2 separate regions of the Homo sapiens genome follow, and region 1 is linked to region 2. Evidence: chromatin contacts called from ENCODE Hi-C or POLR2A ChIA-PET data. All regions are on one chromosome and are shown on one strand. Each heading gives the region's core, a stretch centred on a gene start or an enhancer-like site at or near the end of the contact. The rest is flanking DNA. Distances are from core to core; before and after follow the strand shown. Region 1 overlaps LIMA1 (LIM domain and actin binding 1). Region 2 holds the start of SMARCD1 (SWI/SNF related BAF chromatin remodeling complex subunit D1).

What was found. A loop is a pair of places that touch in the nucleus more often than their neighbours do. ChIA-PET counts read pairs that join two places held with the same protein, here RNA polymerase II (POLR2A). Pooled maps may share reads with other maps.
Region 1: a loop to region 2 is called in a map with no recorded cell type, with 4 times the contacts of the local background. The contact joins the enhancer-like site here to the promoter of SMARCD1 in region 2. A Hi-C loop is called at or near these places in 1 of 37 single-sample maps with no recorded cell type and 4 of 50 pooled maps. POLR2A ChIA-PET finds 5 or more read pairs at or near these places in 8 of 52 experiments (A673, AG04450, HEK293 and 5 more).

What each region holds. Positions count from the first base shown.
Region 1 is chr12:50,250,593-50,255,652 of GRCh38, forward strand. The region is part of intron 1 of LIMA1 (LIM domain and actin binding 1); the gene reads right to left. Among named protein-coding and RNA genes, the nearest start is that of MIR1293, 19 kb to the left of the region's middle. Within about 2 kb of position 3,524, at least 13 of the 41 ENCODE cell types and tissues checked have a DNase peak (open chromatin) inside an H3K27ac peak, as active enhancers do.
Region 2 is chr12:50,082,804-50,087,519 of GRCh38, forward strand. SMARCD1 (SWI/SNF related BAF chromatin remodeling complex subunit D1) reads left to right here and starts at 2,539. Exons shown (of 13, transcript NM_003076.5): 1 at 2,539-2,743; 2 at 3,358-3,545; 3 at 3,818-3,860; 4 at 3,953-4,075; 5 at 4,560-4,682. The coding sequence starts at 2,567. ASIC1 (acid sensing ion channel subunit 1) reads left to right here. Exons shown (of 12, transcript NM_001095.4): 12 at 1-808. RefSeq lists enhancers at 1,032-1,764, 2,122-2,381, 3,231-3,962 and a silencer at 2,452-2,891.

The DNA.
Region 1 (5,060 bases), core at 2,274-4,773, 170 kb after region 2:
CGTGATGCAGAATAAGCAATGGACAATTCTAAAAGACCACACTACTACTGTTCTACATGTAATATTTGTTCTTCCAATGAAATCCTTGTCGGAAAATAATACTAGTTTTGTTAATATGTTTTAATCCTCATGTTGGAAGGCATAGTATGCCCTTTAATGGTAAGGAGCTCTGGGTTAGAGACAGATAAGTCTAAGTGGGAATGTTGGCCTCATCACTTAATGAAAAGTTTCCCTAAAACTTGGATTTCTCATCCATAATAATAGCATTTACTTCACAGTATTCTTATGAGAAATAAATAAGATAAAGAAGAAAAGACCCTGATACAGAATAAGTAAGCAATAAATGTTACTGTTTAGTGTTTTTAATGTTTTCTTTTCTTCCTGAACAAAATAATCTTAATTCTATACATGTACTTTGCAATAAACTGGAATGTACCAAATAATACATGATACCTATTTGTCTATCTGGTATTAAACTGGCAGACTCACCAAACAATGCCAGCCCCTTCTCTAAGATGAAAAAGACACAGAAGCAACAAACATTTCAGCTAAACTTAACTATATAAAACTATCATAGTTTTTTTTAAACTCTGTAAGGCAAGTTAAGGAAATGCTAATGAATGCTTTAAGATATTATTTGGTAGAAATATACTACCAATATAGTTGTGGGTATAAATACTGTCAGTTCTTCCATAAAGATCAACTCTGGATCAAAGGGGAAAAAATATATACAAGATACATTTGCAGGCCAGGCACGGTGGCTCACACCTGCAATCCCAGCACTTTGGGAGGCCGAGGCAGGCAGATCACTTGAGGTCAGGTGTCCAAGACCAGCCTGACCAACATGGTGAAACCCAGACTCTACTAAAAATACAAAAATTAGCCAGGTGTGGTGGTACACCCCTGTAATCCCAGCTACTTGAGAGGCTGAGGCAGGAGAATCACTTGAACCCTGGAGGCAGAGGATGCAGTGAGCTGAGATCATGCCACTGCACTCCAGCCTGGGTGACAGAGTGAATGAGACTCCACCTCAAAAAAAAAAAAAAAAAAAGGTATGTTTCTAAAAAAGGAAAAGGATTTATTATTTGAGATACCGAGCACGATAAAGAAAAAAAAGGTTAACTCCCAAGTCTAAGTCCGTGGTTTTGATTACTCCCAGCCAGAAAGTTAAGAAAAGTCAGAACATCTATTTTGGTATACAGCTAGGAGAGGCACACAGTTCTTAGAGTTCTTACACTCAGGGAATGAGATGACTCTCACCCTGACCACACTTGTCTTCACAGAAGCATAATGTTATTTCTTAGCAATGTGATTAGTACCTATGAAACAGATAAACGTGAGAATCAATACATGATTTTTGATAGACTCTGGTACCAGGCTATTGAATAACTACTTCTTATGAGATGTAGGGAGATGTCCCTGCCTGAATGGTGTACATAATCTACTGTGCTTGCTGACATACACACAAATATTTATAGTACAAGACAGAATGTGGTTAGAGGCTATGCGTGGTGTAGGAATACAAGACCTGATTTTCTGGCTTTGTGAGAGGGAAAGGAAAAGATATCAGATGACTTGGGACTTAAAGAACGGGCAGAATTTCATCAAAGTGAAGGCAGGAGGAGGAAGGAGGAGAATAGCATTAGCACCTTTGGGGAGTGAGTTAAACTCTAGGTGCAAGAGAAGTTGAAGATAGACAAGACTTGGCCAGGTGTGGTGGCTCACGCCTATAATCCCAGCACTTTGGGAGGCTGAGGCAGGCGGATCACCTGAGGTCAGGAGTTTGAGACCAGCCTGCCCAAGATGGCCAAACCCCATCTCTACTAAAAATACAAAAAATTAGCTGGGCGTGGTGGCACGCGCCTGTAATCCCAGCTGCTCGGAAGGCTGAGGCAAGAGACTCTCTCGAACCTGGGAGGCGGAGGTTGCAGTGAGCCGAGATTGCACCACTGTACTCCAGCCTGGGTGACAAGAGCGAAACTGTCTCAAAAAAAAAAAAAAAAAAAAAAAGACATAATGGGGCCTGACTGGGAAGAAAACCATGCTAAGGAGTTTGGGCCATATTTCAATAGTGGGAAGAAGTAACCCATGAGTGATCAGAGATTAGGTCTAATCTTATGTGCTATTTACTTAGCACATGCATGGTTTTTATAACAAAAAAAGTTTCTGATCCTCAATATCCACACCTGTAAGATAAGATCTCTGTAGTGGATTAACCACAGTCTCTCTGGTGGAACACAGAAAGTTTCTGAAAAAGCATGTAACATGACTAACATCATATTTTAAAATATTATTCAGCAGTAGTGTGCAACTTGCTAAGAGGGAAAAAGACTGGAGTCTAAATTACTAGTCAAGAAGATCCTGAAACTAAGTGAGAGGTAATCAAGGTTTAAATTCGTAAATTAATTAGGGTAGGTGGAAATGGAAAAGTGGGAAGAGAGAAATTGACAGTTCTTAGAATAAAATGAACTTAGGGTAAAAGAGAATCAAAGCTGGCATCATCAAACCCGAATGATGGAAGGCTGTTGATTCCATTAACAGAGACAGTAAATATAGAAAGAAGAGGGAAAATGATGAGTGTTGATTTACACATGTTGAGACATACATGTCAGCAAGAGAAATCCAAATGATATACAATAGGAAACTACAAATTCAAAGCTAAAGTTAGAAATCCGACTCTTGGAAGATTTTAAGACACTAACTTTATGCTTTGCATATATCTCAATCCTCACAATCATTCTACAGGATTGGTTTTATTGTCTTATATTTATGGTAACGAAATTGAGATTCAGACATATTAACTTTACAAAGATCACTTAGCTATAAAGTAGCAGAGCTGGGATTCAAACGCATATTCTGTTTGATTCCAAAGTCCATTTTCTTTCAACTACAATTAATGAAGAATGATTAAAACCGCCACTTTTAGCCAATGTAGAAAACCAGCTAGAAAAATCCCTGAACCACCTAGCTGAAAACCCATACAAATTATTTTTCAGTAAGAGAATAGTGGTGAGTATCTTCCCAGAGTGGTGAATATCAGAGATAATCATTCCTGCTTTCAGGGAAACTTAAAAGTTATCCTGGGCTCACTTGGAATACCCTCCATTGTAGTAACTGGCTTTCATTGGCCTGCATTAAAGGTGTGGTATTGGGGCCAGCATGGTGGCTCACGCCTGTAATCCCAGCACTTTGGGAGGCTGAGGCAGGCGGATCACCTGAGGTCAGGAGTTCCGGACCCAGTCTGGCCAATGTAGCAAAATCCTGTCTTTACTAAACATACAAAAAATTAGCCAGGCATGGTGGCAGGCGCCTGTAATCCCAGCTACTTGGGAGGCTGAGGCAGGACAACTGCTTGAACCCGGGAAGCAGAGGTTGCAGTGAGTCGAGATCATGCCATTGCACTCCAGCCTGGGCGACAGAGCGAGACTCTGTCTCAAAAAAAAAAAAAAAAAAAAGAAAGGTATATTATCTCTCCCCACCCACACAGTCTCTCTCAGATATGAGTTCCATTTTCAGACTTTCAGACTCCAAAACCCATTCTCTTCAGTCATATGCATTCTACTACCACATGAACTGTGAAGGAAGAACTGCTGGATTGGAAGACAGTTGGCTGCAAGAGTTAAAGGAAACATATAACAAAAATAAACACAGATTTTTAGCTTCAGAGACTAGAAGGATCGTTGCATGACAAATAAATGGTATACATAGAAAGGGGAACAGTTTGCTGAGAAGGAAGATGCCTTCAGTTTCAGATACAAATGGCAGATTTTTTTCATTAAGAAAGTAGCTTGGAAATCAAGTAACCAAATCCCCTTTTTTACAGTGAGGAAACTGAGATGCATAAAGCTCCAATCATTTTCCAAAGTCACCAGCTGGTTAGTATTAGAGCTAGAGTTCTAACTCCCAGGATCAATGTTCTTTTATCAAACCAGGTAGCTTGAGATGGGCCACTAAATTGTCCTAGGGTAGGGTAAGCTGTAGCTTGGAGATAAAGATCTCTCGAACAAAGGTCCTTGAAAAGTTGAAGAGTGACTCACTGGGAAATCTGCCCCAGGTATCTGCTTCCTCAAGCTGTTGCTTACGGTGAGGCCGGTAACTGCTCCAAGAAACCTATTCTAATAAATTCATTTACAGACTCTCCTGACCAAGGAAACTGTCTCTCAGAAACCAGGCTTGGACAAAAACAGCCGGGCGCGGTGGCTTATGCCTGTAATCCCAGCACTCTGGGAGGCTTAGGTGAGTGGATCACTTAAGTTCAGGAGTTCGAGGCCAGCCTGGCCAACATGGTAAAACCCTGTCTCTACTAAAAATACAAAAATTAGCCAGGCGTGGTGGTGCATGCCTGTAATTCCAGCTACTCGGGAGGGTGAGGCAGAAGAAAAATTGTGTCACTGCACTCCAGCCTGGGCAACAGCACAAGACTCTGTCTCAAAACAAAACCAAAAAAAACAAAACAAAAAAAAACCACCAAACCAAACCAAAAAATAAATGAGCTGGCCCTGCAACCAGCCCTCCCCAAGCCACTAATAAAATCCTGTTCTTATATATCCGATCTCAGTGGCCTCCTCTCTTTTTTTTCTCCTGAGATGGTTACTTATTCAAGCTGTATGGCTTCCTGAACATAGCCTCAAAAAATTAGAACAAAGTAAAAACTACAAACTCACTTATGAAGAAAAAATGGGCCACATGTGGTGGCTCATGCCTGTAATCCCAGCACTTTGGGAGGCCGAGGCAGGCAGATCACATGAGCTCAGGAGTTTGAGACCAGCCTGGGCAACATGGTGAAACCCTGTCTCTACAAAGAAAAAATACAGAAAACTATCTGGCCATGGTGGTGTGTCTGTGGTCCCAGCTACTCAAGAGGCTGAGGTGGGTCACTTGAGCCTAGAGGTTAAGGTTGCAGTGAGCCGTGATCACACCACTGTACTCAACCTGGACTATAGAGCCAGACCCTGTCAAAAAAAAAAAAAGAAAAGAAAAGAAAAAAAAAAGTAAAGAAAAGAAAGAAAAGAAAGGAAAGAAAGAAAAGAAAAACATTATTTTTAAGAAATAGATTGTAG
Region 2 (4,716 bases), core at 1,289-3,788:
ACTGTCTCAGTGGCGACAAAGGAAGCTGTGAATCACAAGCTCTGCCTCTTTCTGGCCTCACCCTCTCCCCCAACCCGGGCACCCTCGGCCCTCCCTGCAGCCTTAACATTCTCTTCCCCTGCTCCTCCTATCCCATTGCCCTCTGCCCAGCTGACAGTGGCATCCCCAGGGAAGGGGTTGCTGTAGAGATAGCCCCCACCCAGGGGATGGAGGTCTACCCTGGACACTAAGCCAAGTGTGTCAGAGACAGAAGGGAGCTGGGGATTGGCGACTCCTGAAGTTGGGGCAGTGGGATGCTGACAGGCAGAAGCTGAGGTCCTCAGTCAGTGGCCTTTCCTCCTTCTGGGTGCCCAGCCCCCTTTCCTCACCTGATACCCAAGCCCACCACTTTTATTTTCTGGTGAGGTGGGTTTGGGAGGAAAGAGAGGCCTAGAGGAGGAGTTGAAAGCTCTGCTGTTGTCTCACCCTATCTTAATGAGAGACAAGTGAGGTGGAGGGCCTGCCCCCCCTCCCTCCACCAGACACTCCTTCCAGGCCTGAGCCCCAACCCCTCTTCAGGCCTTCCTTCCCTAGCTGTGTCTTGGTCTTCAATCCCAGAACAGGACCTGTGAGCAGCTGCATTGGCCTGGAGCTGGAGAGTAAGGCTGTAGGATCTTTGGAATCTCTTGGTTCCTAAGAGTTTCCTCAGAGATCATACCTCCCCAGAGGGAAGCAGGAATGAGGCCAAAAAGTGTGCATTGGATAGGGGAACAGCAGGCAGGGCTCTGGGTGACGCATGCCTCTGGTCTAATAAACTGGGTTTCAACCATCTCCTCTTCAGTGTTGTTCTCTTATTTGAAAAAGTATTTAGATATTCTCACTAAGTGCCTAAAGCTGAGCTTGGTTTGGGGCCAATTAGGGGATGAGTAAGGAGAAGGTTTGAGTAGGGACACTGTGGTCCCCCTGGGATGGGACAGGCTGACCATTATATCAGGAATAGTTTGAACCACTGGGCAGGGAAAGAGGGAGAAGTCAAAGGCAACAAAGTTCCAAAACAGAATCCCCAATACAAAGGATGCTTTAGAGAGAGAGAGCAGAGTCAAAATTCAAGATAAACTGGAACTTATCATAAAATCTGGAAGCAGGCTGGCACGGTGGCTCATGCCCGTAATCCCAACACTTTGGGAGGCTGAGACAGGTGGATCACTTGCGGCCAGGAGTTCGAGATCAGCCTATGCAACATAGTGAAACCCCCATCCCTATTTTTTTTTTCTTTTTTGAGATGGAGTCTCGCTCTGTCGCCCAGGCTGGAGTGCAGTGGCGCGATCTCGGCTCACTGCAAGCTCCGCCTCCCGGGTTCACACCATTCCCCTGCCTCAGCCTCCCGAGTAGCTGGGACTACAGGCGCCCGCCACCACGCCCGGCTAATTTTTTTGTGTTTTTAGTAGAGACGGGGTTTCACCGTGTTAGCCAGGATGGTCTCGATCTCCTGACCTCATGATCCACCCGCCTGGGCCTCCCAAGTGCTGGGATTACAGGCATGAGCCACCGTGCCCAGCCCCCCATCCCTATTTTTTAATATTTAAAAAAAAAAAAATCTGAGGCCAGGCACAATGGCTCACACCTGTAATCCCAGCATTTTGGGAGGCTGAGGAGCACAGATCGCTTGAGCTCAGGAGTTCGAGACCAACCTGGGCAACATGGCGAAACCCCATCCCTACCAAAAATACAAAACAGTCTGGCATGGTGGTGCATGCCTGTGGTCCCAGCTACTTGGTAGGCTGAGTTGGGAGGATCACTTGAGCCTGGGAGGCGGAGGTTGCAGTGAGCTGAGATGGTGCCACTGCACTCCAGCTTGGGCGAGAGAGAGACAGACCTCATCTAAAAAAAAATAAAAAATAAAAAATAATAATCCGGAAGCAGGTTAGGTCAGAGAGAAAGTTAGGATGAAGTTCCCACGTGAGGTACTTATTGAGGCACTTTATCTGTGGAATGAGTCCCGGGCTATGAGCAAGGGTATCTGGAATCTTGGCTTCGGCTTTATGGCTAACTTGCTGGTTGACCTTTGCCAAGTCATTCACCTGTGAGTTCAGCTTTCCCATTTGTAAAATGGAATAAACTGTGTTTCCCTCCTCAGCCCCTGATAGTTATAGCAGTAAGAAAACGAAACGAAAAGCAGTCAAAGCGTTTTGGAAAGTTAACGCCATGCGCCAAGATGAAGCTATTACTCCAAGCCCCTCTTCATCAGAGGGCTCGAGTTGGGGTTGAGACTGGGGCTGAGGCTGTGGTCCGTCCCCCTTTCCAGGTCCTTGTCTTCCTCCCGTCGGCCTGGGGGCGCCCGCTCACGCGGCCTCTCTATTGCAGAGCTCTTCTCTATGGTTTTCCCTCCCGGACCGTGAAGGCGGGAGGGCGTGGCCAGCACGCCTTTTCCGCTAGTCGCCCCGCTCTATCCCATAGTCTCGCTGCCCTGAGCCTCCCGTGCCGGCCGGCCGGCCGGGGGAACAGGCGGGCGCTCGGGGGGCGCTCGGGGGGCGGGGGGAGTTCCGGTTCCGGTTCTTTGTGCGGCTGCATCGGCGGCTCCGGGAAGATGGCGGCCCGGGCGGGTTTCCAGTCTGTGGCTCCAAGCGGCGGCGCCGGAGCCTCAGGAGGGGCGGGCGCGGCTGCTGCCTTGGGCCCGGGCGGAACTCCGGGGCCTCCTGTGCGAATGGGCCCGGCTCCGGGTCAAGGGCTGTACCGCTCCCCGATGCCCGGAGCGGCCTATCCGGTGAGTGGGGCAGGAGGAGGGGCGCGCGGGCCGGGGGCGGGGCCGAGCGGGGACATGGGAGTGACAGGGGTGGGGGGAGAAGTAGGAGGGACTCCCTTGGGAGGGGTTCGGGCTCTGGGTGGGGGTTGGGGGAGGCAGTGCGCAGAAAGAGAGGGGGAGGCAGTTACACACCTGCTCCTAGGGGCATTGTTTCCCTGGGGAGTCGGTAGAGAACCTGGGTGGGTGAAGTGGGTCCAGGGATACCTGTATGAGGGCCGGAGTGCAAAGGGGCTTGAGCAGCTCCAGTGATCAGAGGAACACAGAACGTGTAGCTGACAAATTGAGGTCAGCTTCTAAAGAGATAGTAGCTAGCAGAGTAAATGTGGAACTGGCGATGTCCGATGTGTCCCATCCAAAATAGACTGAGAATTTGAGTATAATCTGGCTCTCGCTTAGCTTTTGGACTCTGTTTTTCTATGGAGTCACTACTGGAGCAAAGGGTTCTCCTCTCATTGTCCTCCATTCCATCCCTAAACCTTACTTCATTCAAAGATCTCAGGCGTTCCCTGCTTTTCTTTCTTGATGGGGTTTAGCAGGTGAAACCATGACATCTCTGGGTCCTCTCCCCTCTGTAGAGACCAGGTATGTTGCCAGGCAGCCGAATGACACCTCAGGGACCTTCCATGGGACCCCCTGGCTATGGGGGGAACCCTTCAGTCCGACCTGGCCTGGCCCAGTCAGGGATGGATCAGTCCCGCAAGAGACCTGCCCCTCAGCAGATCCAGCAGGTCCAGCAGCAGGCGGTCCAAAATCGAAACCACAAGTAAGATGATCCTGGGGCAGAGGGAGGGAGGGAGGGAGCCTGGGAGGACACAGGTGGTGGGAGTACCTGAACCAAGAAGTGGTGGTGCTGTGTCAGCAGATGGTGCTACAGAACTCATCCTTGAGAATGCTTGGTGGTGGTGGTGGTGGTGGTAGTTCTTTGAGAGAAGCTTTGCAGTCCCTTCACATTACTATAAATGGACGTGCTGACAGCTTATTTTCACGTTCTGACTAGTTCTGTCCCAACCTGATAATAGTATTTATTCCCAACAGTGCAAAGAAAAAGAAGATGGCTGACAAAATTCTACCTCAAAGGGTGAGTCCAGGCTATATGTCTTCTGGAAAGTGTGGTGAGTTTGAGTATAGAGATGATCATCCTAGATTTCAATTAATTTTTCTGTTCCTAAGATTCGTGAACTGGTACCAGAATCCCAGGCCTATATGGATCTCTTGGCTTTTGAAAGGAAACTGGACCAGACTATCATGAGGAAACGGCTAGATATCCAAGAGGCCTTGAAACGTCCCATCAAGGTAACACAGGAAAGTACTAGGCAGAGAGCCAAAGGAGAGGACCCAGGAACCTTCAGCAGAATTAGGATGAGAAATCAAAGGCACAGCACAACTCTCCTTGGCATTTAAATTGCATCTCTCCCTTCCGCCTACAAACTGAGAATTACATTAGGAGGATAAGAACAGAATGGCAAAGGGGGAGGGGCTCTTGATGTCTCTTGCACTACAAATATACCCTTGTCCATGTTTTCGCTGTAACTGCTCTGCTACCTTGGGAACCTGGCACCTTGCATGACTTTGTCCACCTGGCATCCCACTATATGCACTTGTACTTAGGCTGATGGCCAGTACTCCTCTTCTAAATGGAATCTTCATCCACCCACCCAAGGGACTGGGTAGACAGTAAGCCAGTCTGTTAGGAGTAATTTTGGGGTTTGGGGAGACCGTTGTCTTCAACATCAGACCACTGAAGCCCCACGATCAATCCTGTTTCTGCCTTCCTCAGCAAAAACGGAAGCTGCGAATTTTCATTTCTAACACTTTCAATCCGGCTAAGTCAGATGCCGAGGATGGGGAAGGGACGGTGGCTTCCTGGGAGCTTCGGGTAGAAGGACGGCTCCTGGAGGATGTGAGTTCAAGGTCCACAATGGTTGGCATCTAGG